Linked DNA regions of Homo sapiens: region 1 is linked to region 2. Evidence: read pairs that join two places in POLR2A ChIA-PET (ENCODE). Cell type or tissue: MCF 10A. All regions are shown on one strand. Links, peaks and the distances in the headings refer to the core of each region. The heading gives the core; the rest is flanking DNA. Region 1 overlaps TMEM184C-DT (TMEM184C divergent transcript). Region 2 overlaps ARHGAP10 (Rho GTPase activating protein 10).

What was found. ChIA-PET counts read pairs that join two places held together with the same protein. Peaks named below come from ENCODE experiments on the same cell type or tissue, not always from the same donor. Only the 100,000 strongest peaks of a DNase experiment are listed, where the experiment ranks them.
Region 1: POLR2A ChIA-PET joins it to region 2 with 5 read pairs; 4 of 35 experiments call an interaction of 5 or more read pairs at or near these places.

What each region holds. Positions count from the first base shown.
Region 1 is chr4:147,606,210-147,611,590 of GRCh38, reverse strand. TMEM184C-DT (TMEM184C divergent transcript) reads left to right here. Exons shown (of 2, transcript NR_186679.1): 2 at 1,630-4,872. Among named protein-coding and RNA genes, the nearest start is that of TMEM184C-DT, 8.3 kb to the left of the region's middle. In MCF 10A, for the core only: no CTCF peak of the experiment used is centred there; no DNase peak of the experiment used is centred there.
Region 2 is chr4:147,751,064-147,756,444 of GRCh38, reverse strand. All of the region lies in intron 1 of ARHGAP10 (Rho GTPase activating protein 10), which reads right to left. Among named protein-coding and RNA genes, the nearest start is that of ARHGAP10, 22 kb to the right of the region's middle. In MCF 10A, for the core only: no CTCF peak of the experiment used is centred there; a DNase peak (open chromatin) is centred at 2,294.

The DNA of each region.
Region 1 (5,381 bases), core at 152-5,151, 140 kb after region 2:
TATTTTTATACTGAGACAAATTCTTTTAGGATTTAAATCAAAATTATTATGCACTGTATTTGTCCATTAGATGCTAGCCTGTGGTGATCCCCATAGAAAGAAGGCTTTGACTTACACAAGGTAAAGAGAATTCATGGGGAATTTTGTCCTAGTGTGGAGGAGTTTTCTTCTTTGAACATGAGGAGTGGTCTCTATGAAGTTTGAGTTTTACCTTTACTTTGTTTGTGTATTTAAGGCTGTTGAGCATCCTTGTGTAAACTCATGAACACCTGTTCTAGATGGTTTTCTATGGGTGGGATGTGTGTGTTCGCATGCCTGTGTAACTCCTCCCACACTGTAAAAGGAATGTTCTGTGCATGCAAAGCTCTGAATAGAGTCCATCAGGCTTGGGCCATAAATGGTGCCTCTACTTATGAGGTATCCTTACTATGTAGAGGTAGAACTAGATATTTTTCTCCAATAGTATAAATTCTATGATTTGCATTTTCCAATTTTCTTGTTTGGGAAATGAGAGGGAAACAGAAGAGCAAGGTCTTTGTTTTTTCTCTTCTTGCTTCATCCTCTCCCTGGAACCATGTGTAGGTCAGGATATAAGAATCTGGCAATTGCCCTAGAACCAAGCTTTTAAAATGCTCTCTATTCTCAGAAATACCGCTTTGTGATCAATGTCCCCAGGGAAGAAGATTTAAGGGGAAAAGTATCTTATCTGATGTATAAGATACATCTGTTTTCCATTGTCACCAGAACAAATGAACACAAACTTAGTGGCTTAAGTAATGCATATTTAGTATCTTACAGTGCTGGAGGTCAGAAGTCTAACATGGATTTAAAAGGGCTAAAACCAAGGGGTCAGCAGGCTGCATTCCTTTCTGGAGGTTGTAGGGGAGAACCTATTTCCTTGCTCATTGAAGTCAGTGGCAGAATTCAGTTCCCTGCAGTTGTAGGACTGAGGCCCCGCTTTCTTTCCTGGCTGTCAGCTGAGGGTCATTCATAGCTTCTAGAGAATGTCCACACTCTTTGGTTCATGGTCAGTCCCCTTCCTCCACCTTCAAAGCCAGCAACAGAGAGTGGAGTCCCTTTCATGTAATATCCCTTCTTCTTCATCTTATACTCCTAAGGACCCACGTGATTAGATTGAGCGCACTCAGATGATCCAAGATATTTTCCCCAATTCTTCTTTGTTATTGGTTGATTGACTGTACAAATGGGTCTTGCTATGTTACTCAGGCTGGTCTCAAACTCCTGGGCTCAAGCAATCCTCCTGCCTCAGTCTCCCAAAGTGCTGGGATTACAGATGTAAGCCACTGTGCCTGGTCAATGTCTTAATCTCAAGGTTCTTAACTTTAACCATGTCTACAAAATCCCTTTCTGCTCTGTGAGGTAACATATGCACAGTTTCTGGAATTGGGACATGGACATCTTTTGGGGGAGGATGGTCATTATCCTGCTTACCACACTGGTGATGTTAAAAAAAATAAGTCTTCAATTTTCAATCATTCCACAGGTCTCAGTTTTGTATATTGTGTATTAATATCCAGAGCTCCTTTTCCTATGCTAAATTTAGACTTTTCTACATACACTGATAAGCATTCGAAGACAATTCTTTTTTTTTTTTTTTTTTTGAGACAGGGTCTTGCTGTGTTGACCAAGTTGGAGTGCAGTGGCATGATCTCAGCTCATTGCAACCTCTGCCTCCTGAGTTCAAGCATTCTCCTCTCTCAGCCTCCCAAGTAGCTGGGACTACAGGCATGTACCACCACACCTGGGTAATTTTTGTAATTTTTTAGTAGAAATGGGGTTTCACCATGTTGACCAGGCTGGCCTTGAACTCTTGACCTCAAGTGATCCACCCACTTCGGCCTCCCGAAGTGCTGGGATTACAGGCGTGAGCCACCACATCTAGCTGACAATTCTTTTATAATATTTAATTATATAGAATAAAGGGAGAGAAATAGTGAGGGGGGATATGGAAATGAGTTTTACTTTTCCTCCCAAAGTGGAAGAAAATAACAACAATCTGTGAACATGTTTAAATGCTGATGGGAAGGAACTGGTAGAGAAGGAGAGCTGAATGTGGGGAACTGGAAATTATTCCTTGAATCTGTTCTTCCTTTCTGTCATAGTAAAAGAGTTTTAGTTAGGCACCTGGCCATCCAGCTAGAAACTACATTTCCCAAACTCCTTGCAACTAATGGTCTGAATAGTGACTAGGTTCCCCTAGTAATGCACTCTCTTGGTATGCTGGAAGGCAGAATGAGGTATCCAGCACAGTTGTGGTCTTCCGGTGGAATGCTAGGGTTCAGCATTCAGAAACTTGTGGCAGTGGCTTTTAAATTTGTCTCTTTAAAGCCCTGTTATTAGCAACCAGCTCTGCTACTACCTAGCAGGAGGTTTGGAGAACACCTCTTCACCAAGCACTGGGGAAGGGGCCTTCCTTGGTAGCTGTCCTCTGACTTCCAGAGAAGACAATGGAAATGCTGCAAAAATGGCATGTCCCAATTACAACGAGAAAATGGGATTCCAGAGAGGTAGAGGGTAGGTGGGAGTTGTTAATAGACAAAGACAAATTTATGTGCAGTTAGCACAATGCATCATGGAGAAGGAATGGTCATAGGAGTGTTTTGACATGAAATCAAGGGGCAGCTTACTGAGGTCCACTGAGTAGACCTAGACCTCTAGGACTACTGGGCAGAAACAAACTAGACACCATGTTAGGATTCATGGCTTCCTACCAGAGTCTCAGAACTCAGCCAGTGGACGGATGAAGCCCCTCAACAGAGATGGAGGCCAGTTGCCTCTGAAGAAGAACTCTGTACTTTAGCCATAGTGTATCCAGTGGATTTCCTCCCAAGTCTTCCACAGGGTGACCTGGAGCTATTCACCCAGGGGTCTGTGGACGGGGAGAAGGGAATATAAAACCTACTGGGAAGTATCACATACTGGCTCTGATTTTACACTTATGCCACAGACCAAAAACATTACAATCATCTGCCAAAGTAGGGCTTATGGATGTCAGGTGTTAGATGAATTTGTGGCTCCAATTCATGTAACAGTGGACCTACTGGGATTGCAGGCCCATCCAGTGTATATTATCCCAGTCCCAGGATATCTGGTGGGAATACATACACACACACACACACACACATATGCATACAGGTACACATACACATGCATGTACACATACACATGTACATGCATATGCATACACATATAGTTGGTAACTAGCAGGATACCATTCTGGTTCCCTGTCCTGTTGAGTGAAGGCTACTATGAAAGGAAGGACTATCTAGGGCCACTGGAGCTCTTCCCAAACAATTCACCAAGCTACTAAACAGTAAGTGATCCTGCTAGGGGAATTGTAGAAATTACTGCTGCCATAAAGACCTTGAGAGAAGCAGGGGTAGTAATTCCTACTATATCTGCATAAAACTTTTCTGTTTGGCTGGAACAAAAGCCTAACGGGCCTTGAAAATGACAGTGGATTATTGCAAACCTAATCAGGTGGTGAAGTTAGTTGCAGCTATGGTTTTGGATACAGGATATTTACTGAAACAAATGATCCCCCCAGGCACCTGACATACAACTGTTGTCCTGAAAATGCGTTCTTTCCCATCCTAACCAGTAGGCAAAATCAGAAGCAGTTTGCATTTATATAGCAGAGACAAGGGTATATCTTTATTGTATTCTGTGGAACATCACACGAGTTCTTTACATTGATAAGCATGTTGTTTGTTGGACCTAGTGAGAAGGAAGTAGAAAATATATATGCTAAGGGTGGGAGATAAACCCTCTGAAAGTTCAGGGCCCTGCCACCACTTTGGTGACGTGTGAAAAGAGGCCAGTGGTTTGTAGCATGTTAGGAAATCACAAATGGCAGGACTTTGCACCCTCCACCACAAAGAAAAAGGCACTGTATTTGATAAGCCTCTGGATTTTGGTGACAACATATACCACATTTGGGCATGCTGCACTAACCTACTTAGGAAATAACCTATAAGCTTCCAGTCTTAAGGAAGTCCTGGAACAAGAATAAGACCTGCAGCATGTCCAGGCTGGGTTGAAAGTTGACATGCCACTTGAGTCTTATGACCTAATGGATTCAATGGCATTGGAACTGTAGCATGGCAGCAGAGATGCTGTTTGGAGACTCTGGCAAGTCCCAGAACAAAGCACTTGGTGGTCTAGTGACTGGACAACCTAAAACACCTACCACAAACTAACTATCATCTGATCACAACCATAAAACTGGGCATGCCCAGTAGTATTCCATTGTAAAATGGAAATGGCAATTACGAGACGCAGCCCTAACAGGTCCAGAAGGTACCGATAAACTATTTTGTAAACTGAGCATGAGCACAAGGCTCAGACTCATGTCTTATTGTGAGTTGGTATCAATTCAGACATACTGTCACCTGAAACCTGAAATATTAGTATAGTTACATTTAAGATGTGGGAAGTTGGGAGGGAGAAACAACTAAATAACACAAAATACAGTGACTACAATCCTCCAAGTTGAAAACTGTATGAATATTGTAACTTTTCATCACCTTTGACAGCTCTAAGTTACATGGTTGTGATGCTCACACATATCTAGTTTTTTTTCTCCTCTTAGAAACCTGAAAGATTACACTTTGCTGTCCTCCTCGCAGTTGGGGCCATGTGGTCCTGGCCAATAGGTTATGAGGTGAAGTCACATATATCACTTTCAGGCTGAAGTATTTAATTGCTGGTGTAATAATCTCTTGCACTCTCTTCTCTTACTTCGGCAAATCTTGCTATCTGGAGCAGCTGGAGTGATCCTAGATGACTGAAACGTGTAATGTGTTGGTCAACACTAAATAAAGTCAAAGTACTTAAAAATCTTTCCTTTTATTTTTAGTTGATGCATAATAATTGTCTATATTTATGTGATATTTTGATACATGTATACAATGTGTAACGATCAAATCAGTGTAATCGGCATATTCATCACCTCCAGCATTTATCATTTCTTTGTGCTGTGAACATTCAAAATTCTGTCTTCTAGCTTTTTGAAAATATACAATAAATCATAGTTAACTATTTTCACCCTAATGTCTGCAGAACACCAGAACTCATTCCTCCTCTCTAGCTGTAATTTTGTATTCATTAACTAACCTCTCCCCTCCTCCTCTCCCACCTGCCTTTTCTAGCTTTTAATATCCACAATTCTACTCTCTGCTTCTATGAGCCTACATATGAAAGAGAAGATAAGGTGCTAAAATTTCCTTGGCATAACATAGAGGGAGAAATGTAAAGATTTTGGAAATAAAGATACTAGAGTAGATTTTTCATGTGTAGCCCACCCAATCACCCTCCCTCTAACGTTATCTCCCCAAGAAGGGGCCTGATATATAGTGATG
Region 2 (5,381 bases), core at 209-5,208:
AAGACCTGCTGATTAACTGAAGTTAATGGAGAAACACTCCTGAGATGCCCACTCTAGAGTGTGTAACTGTTTTTAGAAGATCCAGAAATGGTTTATTCAACAGCCATTCCAATATTTTATACTCCCCCCACCACCCACACCTTCCTCTACAACAAGGGCTGGACCACAAACAAATTTTTCCCAGACTTACTTGGGGCTAGGGAGAGCAATTAAGAACTGCGGCCCATGAGGTATTAGCAGAAGCTGACTGGAGAGTCCTGGGAAAGCCTTGGATACAGATCCTCCCTTTCTTTTTTTTCTTTTTTTTTTTTTTTGCCTCCTAGTAAGTGGGTGGGTGTAATGACTAGGCCATCTTGCAACCATGAGGAAAAAGGCAAGAAATTTTTAGAATCCTCACCACTGACAACTAGCCAGCAACCACCTACTATTGACTTATTATGTGACAGAAAAAAAAAATTACCAACAGGGTCAAGGTCTAAAAGCCAGTTGATAACTGGCTATTCTGTTACATGCAGCTCTTCTGTTACATTCATTACTGATGCATTGCTCCTCAACACATATGTGAAATAATACAAAACAAGGACAAAATACACAGCAAACAGCCACAGAGGCTGACTCATAATGCACTACACACACACACCCACAACCACTCACACACACCCACACCCCACCTTCTTTCGTGATAGTCCAGCTTCTAAAAGAGCCAAATAGAAAAATATCACCTACACTATATAAGGGCAAGAGAAGGACAAGAGGCAGTATCTATTTAACTGTGTTTATAAGAGCAAAAGTACAGCTACTTCCTAAAATATTCCAGCAGCTCGCCAAAGAAAAGGCCAATGATGTTAGTGTTTTCCAAAACAGCCCTCTCTTTCTTCTTGATAACATGGAACTGGTATTTTTTTTTCTTTCCCTTTTTTTGAGACGGAGTTTCACTCTTGTTGCCCAGGCTGGAGTGCAATGGCGTGATCTCGGCTCACCGCAACCTCCGCCTCCTGAGTTCAAGCGATTCTCCTGCCTCAGCCTCCCGAGTAGCTAGGGTCCCTTCCTGTTTACAAACAGTCAGATGGAACAAAACACCTTGCAGTTTTCTAGAATGAATTAACTGGGAAGAAATGCCATGAACACAGAACGCCCAGACTGAGTTGATCACAAAAGACTGGTTATGTAAGAGAAAATTTAACAAGTAAAAATAAGTAAAAATTTTAATGAGAACAAAATGATATTTTTGTTCTTAAAATAACAAAAACTTCAAATGTTACATCTTTGGTTTTACTTAAATAATAAGTTTGCTTTTATTATATCCTTATTGTTTGGAATGTTTTTAAAGCAGTCATTTTGAAAGAATTTTTTTTTTTTTTTGAGACGGAGTTTCACTCTTGTCGCCCAGACTGTAGTGCAACTGCGCAGTCTCGGTTCACTGCAACCTCCATTTCCTGGGTTCAAGCAATTCTCCTGCCTCAGCCTCTCAAGTAGCTGGGACTATAGGCGTCCGCTAATTTTTGCATTTTTTAGTAGAGACAGGGTTTCACCATGTTGGTCAGGCTGGTCTCGAGCTCCTGACCTCAGGTGATCCAGCCGCCTCCACCTCCCAAAGTGCTGGGATTACAGACGTGAGCTACCACGCCCAGCCGGATTTTAATATTTCTTCAGGGACTTCATTATAATTCTAACAGAAGAATGTACAACTTATGTAGCAAAATCATTTATATTTGTCTTTTTCCTGTTATTTTGCTTTATGTTAAACAAATTCAGTGCTAATGCACATGTGTAACAGTAAAATTTCACCCAAATTCTCTAGCTGGTGAAAGACAAAAAAAAAAATTGAATACAATTACATTCAGTATGTTGAATATAAACTATCATCAAGGAAAGACAACAGAAATTCATCCAAAGGAACTAAATTTCTAACAACCCCCACTGAGCTTTTCTTTCTATCTGGAGGCAGTTTGGGGCCCTCAGTAGTTTTGAACACTATCCCAACTGTGCCCCAGAACACTGACTCCTTTCTAAGCCTGTCTTAACGTTCTGAAGTTTCATCAACTCAACTAAGGCCAAAACAGCTTTCTAGCCCCTTTCACCTCCTGTGCATCAAAGTACTCAGCAGGAATTTGCAAGAGGAACTACAATAGCAACAAATGGTATGGAGTTACTTACAAAAGGCATCGTATGCCTTATGTAAATGACACCTGGAAACAGAACAAGAATTAAAGGCCCTGAATTCCCTCAACTTGCATCTGCTTCTTAGCTTAACCTAAATAAACATTCTAGACTTCTGGGACTTCCAACTCAAACATTCCAGGAGCCAGATGGGTACTGACTCAGTGCCTATGAGCAAGGCACTGTTCTAGACACTGCTGGAGGACGAAAGACAGACACTGCCCTCAGTAAGCCAGGAGTTTACTGGAACCTGGAACACAGGCAAGGTGAGGGGTATCAAAGTTTTTAGGAACGTTAGGTCTTTCTTAGAACGAGTAGTAGCAGATGAATGGAAGCCCCAAACTATGAAATAATGTCACATCATCTTTGCTCAATTTGTTAATCTCTCTAACCACAAATTAAGCATCAAGAGGAAGGACTCTCATACATGTGGAATTATTAAACGGTGCAGCCTCAATACTCTCTCACTCTCATCCCAATGTAAATTTTCAACATTCATGAATACGTGAGCATCATGAAAATAGTTTCGAAAGGGGAAAAAAATCATTCTCTCAAATATAATTTTCTCATTTACTGGTTCATTTCCTTAATTACTTGTTCACTGCAAACAAACATAAGAAAATTGACTTCAGGCCAGGGGCAGTGGCTCACGCCTGTAATCCCAGCACTCTGGGAGGCTGAGGCAGGCAGATCACCTGAGGTCAGGAGTTCAAGACCAACCTGGCCAACATGGTGAAACTCCATCTCCACTAAAAAAAAAAAAAAACCAAAAAATTAGCCAGGTACGGTGGTGCACACCTATAGCCCCAGCTACTCAGGAGGCTGAGGCAGGAGAATCGCTTGAACCCAGGAGGCAGAGGTTGTAGTGAGCCGAGATCACATCACTGTACTCCAGCCTGGACAACAGACTGTGTCTCAAAAAAAAAAAAGAAAAGAAAAGAAAATTGACTTCAGAGTAAACTCAACACTAGAAATGAGCTTCCTGAACTGACAGGACAGAGCAGATATATCTAAGTGGCCGCTGCAGGCATGTTTCATGTTTCCTTATCTATGGTGTAAGAAGGTTGGACATTCCTTCCAGCTCCAACACAGCAGTCAGGAGACGAGTTTTATTTCCAGCTTTCCATACGCAAATTGAGGTTTACTAAATTCAGTATTTACTGGCTAAACTCTGAAATGTTTTAAAACTGACTACAGTGTCTTCACTGATACTATTACTTTGCCATATGACTTTGGACAAAATTCTTAACCTTCTGGGTAGCAGGCTCCTCATAGGTGAATCTGGAGAAAATTTACTTCAGATTAAATACATTGAGAATACCATCACCAAAGAGAATAAAAATACTTCTAAAAATAAAAGGAATGGCTATTATTTGGGAAGAAAATAAAATGGCAACACAGGCATGAGATAAGCAGCAAATTTAATCAAAGGCCCAGATCAGCATTAATAGTAAAGCAGGCCAGGTGCGGCAGCTCACGCCTGTAATCCCGGCACTTTGGGAGGCCAAGGTGGGAGGATCACTTGAGGTCAGGAATTTGAGACCAGCCTGGCCAACATGGCAAAACTCCGTCTCTACTAAAATACAGAAATCAGCCAGGCATGGCGGCGCACACCTGTAATTCCAGCTACTCGGGAGGCTGAGGCACAAGAATCACTTGAGCCCAGGAGGTGGAGGTTGCAGTGAGCCAAGATCACGCCAGCCTAAGCAACAAATGAGACCCCGTCACCAAAAAAAAAAAAAAGATCAAACTGTGAGTACAGATTAAACCTGTGTACCCTCTATTAAATCATTAACAGTAACATTACTTTTTAAAGTCTGCTTTGTTTAAAAGCAAACAATAGCGTTTTTTTCAATTTTTTGTAATGCAAATAAAATAGCACAGCCACTATTCCAGATTATATGAAAATGACTTCCTTTCCTATAACTTTTAATAGCTTAAAGGAAGTTTCTATCACTTGATAGAAAATTTTTAATTTCCCGAAAGTAAGCTTTGCAGACATTACAACCCCACGACTTTACACAAGATAACACCCCAAATCAGATCTGTGAAATACTGTATCAATGACAATAATGCATGCTCTTCTATAATACTAAAGGCTTGGCCAGGCGTTGTGGCTCATGCCTGTAATTCCAGCACTTTGGGAGGCCAAGGCAGGCAGATCATGAGGTTAGGAGATCAAGACCATCCTGGCCAATATGGTGAAACCCTGTCTCTACTAAAAATACAAAATTAGCTGGGTGTGGTGGCGCACGCCTATAGTCCTAGCTACTCAGGAGGCTGAGGCAGGAGAATTGCTTGAACCTGGGAGTCAGAGGTGGCAGTGAGTCGAGATCATGCCACTGCACTCCAACCTGATGGCAGAGCAACACTCCATCTTAAAAAAAAAAAAAAAAAAAAACTAAAGGCTTCAGAAAGTGTATAACTTGCAGGAGCCTCAGCTACCTAGATGAGTACCCTCGGGCAAATGTCAACCTCTCTAAACCCACGTTCTTAAATTGCAAAATGGCAATTATTACGAGATTAACTATCAGAGGACTGCTGTGAGAAATGCTAACTCCTGTGAAAACACTGGGCACAGTCTCTGAAACACAAGTGCTCCAAAAAAAGCAAAAAAAGGCCAGGTGCAGTGGCTCACACCTGTAATCCCAGTACTTTAGGGGGCCGGAGGTAGGCACATCACTTGAGGCCAGGAGTTCAAGACCAGCCTGGCCAACATGGTGAAACCCCATCTCTACTAAAAATACAAAAAAAATGGCCAGGCGTGGTAGCATGCGCCTGTCATCCCAGCTACTCAGGAGGCTGAGACAGGAGAATTGCTTGAACCCAGGAGGCGGAGGTTGCAGTGAGCCGAGATCACGCCACTGCACCCTGGCCTGGGTGGAAGAACAAGACTCTGTCTCAAAAAAAAAAAAACAACAACTATTATCTACTCCTACTACAAACACCACCATTATTATCATTAATTCCAGTAAACTTGTTTTAGTACTTCTCAGATAATGTTTAACAATAGCTAAACTTATATATCAGGTCAATTAAAATCTAACATCTCTAATCTAAAACAATAGTGATCTACTCATTGTTTGTTTTTTTTGTTTTTGGTTTTGAGGTGGCGTCTCACTCGGTTGCCCAGGCTGGAGTGCAGTGGCCAGATCTGGGCTCACTGCAACCTCTGCCTTCCGGGTTCAAGAGATTCTCCTGCCTCAGCCTCCCACGTAGAT